Regions from separate parts of the Homo sapiens genome. Here region 1 is linked to region 2. A link is a contact called in ENCODE Hi-C or POLR2A ChIA-PET data. All regions are on one chromosome and are shown on one strand. The core of a region is the stretch at or near the end of the contact, and the rest is flanking DNA. Distances in the headings are between cores, read along the strand shown. Region 1 holds the start of FLJ13224 (a long non-coding RNA gene). Region 2 holds the start of KRAS (KRAS proto-oncogene, GTPase).

Region 1 (2,784 bases), core at 84-2,583, 6.1 Mb after region 2:
CAGAAGGTCAACCACAGTTCACGGGATCTGGGAAGAAGCTAGCCGTTACCCTGTGTCATCTTCCTGAGCAGCTTCCTCCCCAGCCAGCTCCCCAGCCTCCTTACAATGTTTCCAAAAGGCCCAACTCCCTAAACATTTGCTTCTTCAAGGTCATCCTAAGGCACTGAATAACCACCAAACACTGAGTCACGCATACCTTTCGCCTAAAAAAGATCCCCCTTCCCAAAATCATTATATAAATACTTTAAATGCCATGAGGGTTTTCTCCGAAACTCCACCAGAAACAAACTCCCAGACTTTTAGATTGGGCAACTAAATGTGTTCAATTTTGCGACATAAAATTTTAAAAGGCTTTTCAAGTCTGGCAAATTCCAGTTCAAAAACAGGTGCTTTCAGCGTACTCTGAATAACAAGGTCAAATTCATTTTTAAATTATTAAAAGAAAAAGAAAAGCTTTTCTTAACCCTCCTTAGGACAACTTAAGAAGGGGGAGAAAGAATTGCTGGGGTAAAACTGTCTCGGATAGGGTCCCTGTTTAACTCAAGAGTAAATCCTAATCTTCCGAGTGCCTGAAGTAATGGAAGGTTACAGGAAGAAAATAAAAACAAAGAAACTGACTAGGGTCATAGTTACCAGAACAAACTGCACCGCCCTACCACCTCAAGAAACCAACTCCCCCTACACCAAAACAAACCTTGCCCTTCCCCGCTCCCCCCACCCCCTAGAAACACACAAAGAAACTGGCCGCACGCACAATTCGCCCACAGTCCTCACTTCCCTTAGTAGGGCAACAGGGAGCCCCGGAACTTCCCCACGGTGGTTTATCGGGCGTCGTCGGGGCTGGGTCCCCTGGACTTGCGGGCCACAGCTCGGCTGGGGAGGAGGTGCTCGCCGCCCTCACCCGTTTCTCTGAAAGCAGTAAAATGCCTCCCCGCTCCTCCCAGGGCCCTCGGGTCCCCACCTTCCGTAAATCGTGCTTCCCCCTCGGGCACTCCGGTGACTGCCGAGAGAGACGCCGAGCCAGCAAGTAAGAATGCTCCCTGGTGGATTTGTTGGTAAATAAGACATCTCGCGTCGGGAGGAAAGTTCCTGCGGGGGCCGCTCGCCGGGGCGAGGGCGAGGGCAGCGGGAGGTGAACCGCGTCGCTCGCCGCCACCTCCCTCACCTGCGCCGGAACAACGGGCCCCGCGCCAGCCCGGCCCGGCGCCTCCCGCAGGCCGCGCCTCCCGCACGCCGCGCTGCCGGGGCTTGTTCCTCCTCATGGCTTTGCCCTGACGTAATTCAAACATGGCAACAGTTCGACTTCAAAGGCGAACCCACAGACCTCCCAGACACAGGCTCCCGGGCCACGAGAAACCGGCCGAGCAGTCCGGGCCAAGCTCCCCGGAACCCTCGGCCGTCGCAACCCCCGACGCCAGGGCTGAAGCGCCGGGCACTGCCGCCTCCCTCGGTCGCCCGCCCGCACGCCCGGAGCGGGGAAGCACGCCGCCTCCCTACGCACCAGCATGGCACCTCGCACAAGTAGCGCCGCCAAAGTTTCCCCACGAGGGGGCTGAGGGACAAAAGCCCCTCCCGAAACTCGCCCGAACTTCGAGGGCCTCCGACCTGCACGGCCCTACGCCCAGGCGGCGGCCCCGAGCGCCGGGGGCCCGCACGGGCACATGCAGCCCTTTGTTTTCTGTCCAGCCGGGCGCTGCCTACGTGCAGCATCAGGGATGTCGGAGCGTTTCGCAGGGGCCGGACACTGGACGATCACCCTGGGTAGGGGTCCGGACCCCGCGCCCCGAAGAGTCCGGAGCCTGGCCCCCCGACCCTCCCCTCGGGAGCAGGCCCATTTAATCAAAGTTTTGCAGTGTCCTTGATGAGAAACGCCCGGAGTATCCGCCCCGCACGGGCGGAGAGTTGGCGACTTTCACTCTGCTTTTTAAACTGGCAAGACGCCATCATCAGCAAACCACATTGTCCTGCCGGCCGGACCTGCCCGACGGCGGCCGCATCCCACGGCTCACGCGGGGCTGGACATTCGGACAAGGACCAGGGTCGCAGCCCGAAGCACGTGGTCTGTCACGTAGAGCACAAAAAGCAGTGCCCTGCGGAGTTCACTGACTCCCGCGGCGTACACAACGCCGCCGCCTCCATCTCCAGCCAAGTTGGCTTCCCTGGCCATCTTACAGCGCGGACGGCCGCCCATAAACGGGAAGCCCTCGCGGTGTCGCCCACACCTACGCTACAGGTGAACGCACCGGGAGCAAAACTTCGGGCTCCGAAAGCACCCCGGACACCAGAGGCTCTTGGGCGCGGTCCGAAGAGGGCAGGCGAGTGGAAGACGGGCTGTTTTTAAGCGACCGCGTGTTGCTCTCATTGTCGCATCCGCATCCCTCCGGAGTTGAGCAAACAACGCCACGCCGCGTGCGCTCCGGCAGAGCCCAGCACTGACCCCCAAAGGCCGATTTAAAGACCCTCGGCCGCCAGCTCGGAAGCGGATGGCAACTTAGTTTCCGAGCGAATGGCGTTTATTGTCCACCCTAGTCCGAGGGCTGCAGTCAACTAAACCACGAGGTTTCACAACGGCGCCCGACCCTGCCCGCGCCTCGCGCCCACGCGGACGCACCGACCCCGGCCGCTGCGCGGTGGCCAACGAGTCGCTTTCCTCTCGGGCCTTTCGGCCGCCGGGCTCCTTTCCGCGAGAGAACACTGCGGCGGAGAAAAGTCATTGTCACCTTCAACGTGGATCCCTCAACTCCGGCGACTCCTCAATTATGCCCAGGCTCCACTCACTTCCCC
Region 2 (3,184 bases), core at 457-2,956:
CCGTCTCTACTAAAAATACAAAAAATTAGCCGGGCATGGCAGCAGACACCTGTAATCCCAGTTATTCGGGAGGCTGAGGCAGGAGAATTGCTTGAATGCAGGAGGCAGAGGTTGCAGTGAGCCGAGACGGCGCCACTGCACTCCAGCCTGGGCAACAGAGCAGATGGAGACCATCCTGACCAACATGATGAAACTCTGTCTCTACTAAAAATACAAAAATTAGCTGGGCATGGTGGCGTGCACCTACTAGTCCCAGCTACTCGGGAGGCTGAGGCAGGAGAATTGCTTGAACCCAGGAGGCGGAGGTTTCAGTGAGCCGATACCGCGCCATTGCACTCCAGCCTGGGCAACAGAGCGAGACTGTGTCTCAAAAAAAAAAAAAAAAAGGAGATGCACATGTTTAAGTCTATTTCAGGCGGTTAGCTGGTGGATTGCTACAATTCCTCTGTAAGTTTAAAAAATCATGTAAGTGCTGTTTTGGAGTACTGTAATAACTCTTGAGATGTAGAACACATCTGCAAAATGAGGGTAGTATAAAAGAGACGAGGGGATGAGGGTAATACATAAGAAATAGGGGAAAGGACAAGAACAGGTAAATTAAACTTCAAGTACTATTTTTGCTATTGCTGTCTACACTCAACTAGCAAGGAAAAAGCCTTGCTTCTGCTCTGCGGGTTTTCTTCGGGTTTAACTTGACCAAGCAAAACAGACCATCTGGGATTAACTTTTTCCTTTTCACTGTAGGTCACAGGCTCTACGTGTAGGGTGTTGGCCACCTGTTCTTCCACCATCTCTACCTCCACCTCCTCCTTTGTGGCCACAGCAATGTCACAGCCCATACATGGGGGAGGGGAGCATTCAGGAACTCGGAGGCAGATGCATTTTTTTCCAAACACAATAACCTCAAACAGTGGTCTCTAAGCACTTTCCTATGCTCTTCCAAAACGTGACCTCCCCTCTTACTCACACATCCCCTACACACGGAAAAGGACCACTATCCGTCCAGCCTGCGCTCGAGGGAGAAGTTTATACCTTCGTCCTAGAGATGCCAAATGCAGCAGGGAAGGCTGGACCGAGGCAGCCGAGTGCTGGAAAGGGAGGCAAGAGGTGCGGGAGCGGGGAGAGGGGGAGGGGAGGCCGGGGCGCCGCGGGAGTAACCTCCACCGCACCCCACCGCTCCGAGGGGCAGCCGGCCCGGCCCGAGTTTCTCCCCAGAAGCCTCCAGCCGCGGCTCTCGGGGAGGAGGAAGGAAGGGGTTCCCCGTCCAGGAAGCAGCACCAGCGGCGACCGCCTCCAGCCTCACCCTCCTCAGCCCCGCACCGCCCATTCCTCACTCCCCGCGCCGCCGCGTCCGCGCGCCTCCCCCCTGCAGACCCCTCTCACCCAGCCCGCCCCGACCCCGCGCCCGCGCCCCCCACCCGCCCCTCCGGGGACCCCTAATTCATTCACTCGCCGCCGGCCCCGCCCGGCGCCGGCAAAGAGGGTCGGGACCCGGGCAGGGGCCCAGGAGGGGTGGTCCGCTCCGTACCTCTCTCCCGCACCTGGGAGCCGCTGAGCCTCTGGCCCCGCCGCCGCCTTCAGTGCCTGCGCCGCGCTCGCTCCCAGTCCGAAATGGCGGGGGCCGGGAGTACTGGCCGAGCCGCCGCCACCTTCGCCGCCGCCACTGCCGCCGCCGCTGCTGCCTCCGCCGCCGCGGCCGCCGCCTAGGAAAATCGAGCTCCGAGCACACCGATGAGTTCGGGGCCGGGCGGCCGCAGAGGGCAGAGCTATCGATGCGTTCCGCGCTCGATTCTTCTTCAGACGGGCGTACGAGAGGGAGCGGCTGAGGGCGGTGTGGGAAGAGGGAAGAGGGGGAGGCAGCGAGCGCCGGCGGGGAGAAGGAGGGGGCCGGGCCGGGCCGGCGGGGGAGGAGCGGGGGCCGGGCCGGCGGAGGAAGGGGTGGCTGGGGCGGTCTAGGGTGGCGAGCCGGGCCGGCTGGAGAGCGGGTCTGGGCGGCGCCTTGGCGGGAGGAGGGACTGCCGGACCCACGCGGCGGCCCGCCCCCTGCCTAGCCGCAAGGCTGTCCCCGCAGCCGCCAATTCTGACCCGGAGCGGGACCGGACCGCGGCGGGCTGTGCGGATGCCACCAGGGAGACGCCGCGAGCGGCCACGCCGCCCCGCTGACCGGTCTCCACAGAGAAGCTGCGAAGAGCACCCCGCCACCCTCAGGGTCGGCCTATACTGGCGCGCATCCATTTACTATCATTGACTGCATGTAAATAAACAAGCAGTCACCAAAAGTGGGAGGCGACTTCGGGGACTTAGGGAGACCGGGCGGACGATTTCCCACACCGGGGCTGTCTGATCGCCGCCCCGATTATTATCAGCCTCAGCACTTGGGCTGGGAATTTAGCCCCAGGCCCAAACAAACACGACAGACCCTTTCAACGCTAATCTTCTCGGGTCAGGAGGCTTGTGATATTTTGCTATCTTTCTTGATATTTTGAACCCATCACAAGGTCTCTAAACAGGGACTTCGCTTATACCCAGGGCCCCTGAAATCACAAACAAAAGACAACTGTTTTTAAGTAGAGATGGCCTTGGTAGTTTAGACCTGAGGAGAGTCATTCAAACATTAATTAGAAGACAGATTAATCAGTTAAAGTTCGTGGAGTTAAGACATTAAACAATGGGGCAATTAAACATGCTAGCATACCCGGAGTCTGTGTTGATAAACTACCTAGAAATGTATCTTGGGAGAGTCTTGAGGATTGAGGGCTGGAAAAGCAGCGCCTGTACCTGATAGGATCGCCCCTCCTCCGAGACTTTCAGTTCCATTCCTCTAGTCCACATCATAAACCACCAATAAAGCTGAATTTAAATCCCAGCTATTATGTCTGTTAACCAAGGCTTTACATCAACTGTCATCCTTTCCTTTCTACTCTTACACGGGCTGTAATCTGCAAGGTTTATTCCAGTCTCCCCCTCCTAGCGCCAGGTGGAAGGGGCAGAAGAGAAAAGTGAAAGACAGGGAAGGGGAGAAAATGTGCCTACTCTATGTTAAGTACAAGCTAAATCTTTTGCACTTATCGTATCATCTTATTTAATCATCACGACAACCTTATGAGGTAAAATACTTTTTACCGTTTTACAAATGACGAAACAGATTTAGAGGTTAAAACGTTGGCACAAGTTCACATAGTTA

Evidence for each region. Hi-C counts contacts between places; a loop is a spot of excess contacts on that map. ChIA-PET counts read pairs that join two places held with the same protein, here RNA polymerase II (POLR2A). Pooled maps may share reads with other maps.
Region 1: a map of naive thymus-derived CD4-positive, alpha-beta T cell shows a loop between it and region 2 (7-fold over the local background). The contact joins the promoter of FLJ13224 here to the promoter of KRAS in region 2. A Hi-C loop is called at or near these places in 1 of 168 maps with a recorded cell type or tissue (naive thymus-derived CD4-positive, alpha-beta T cell) and 7 of 50 pooled maps. POLR2A ChIA-PET finds 5 or more read pairs at or near these places in 1 of 52 experiments (naive thymus-derived CD4-positive, alpha-beta T cell).

What each region holds. Positions count from the first base shown.
Region 1 is chr12:31,322,983-31,325,766 of GRCh38, forward strand. It overlaps FLJ13224 (a long non-coding RNA gene), which reads left to right and starts at 1,334. Exons shown (of 1, transcript NR_026806.1): 1 at 1,334-2,784. The region is part of intron 1 of SINHCAF (SIN3-HDAC complex associated factor); the gene reads right to left. RefSeq lists an enhancer at 2,257-2,784.
Region 2 is chr12:25,249,223-25,252,406 of GRCh38, forward strand. It overlaps KRAS (KRAS proto-oncogene, GTPase), which reads right to left and starts at 1,707. Exons shown (of 5, transcript NM_004985.5): 1 at 1,529-1,707. RefSeq lists silencers at 1,308-1,357, 1,418-2,267.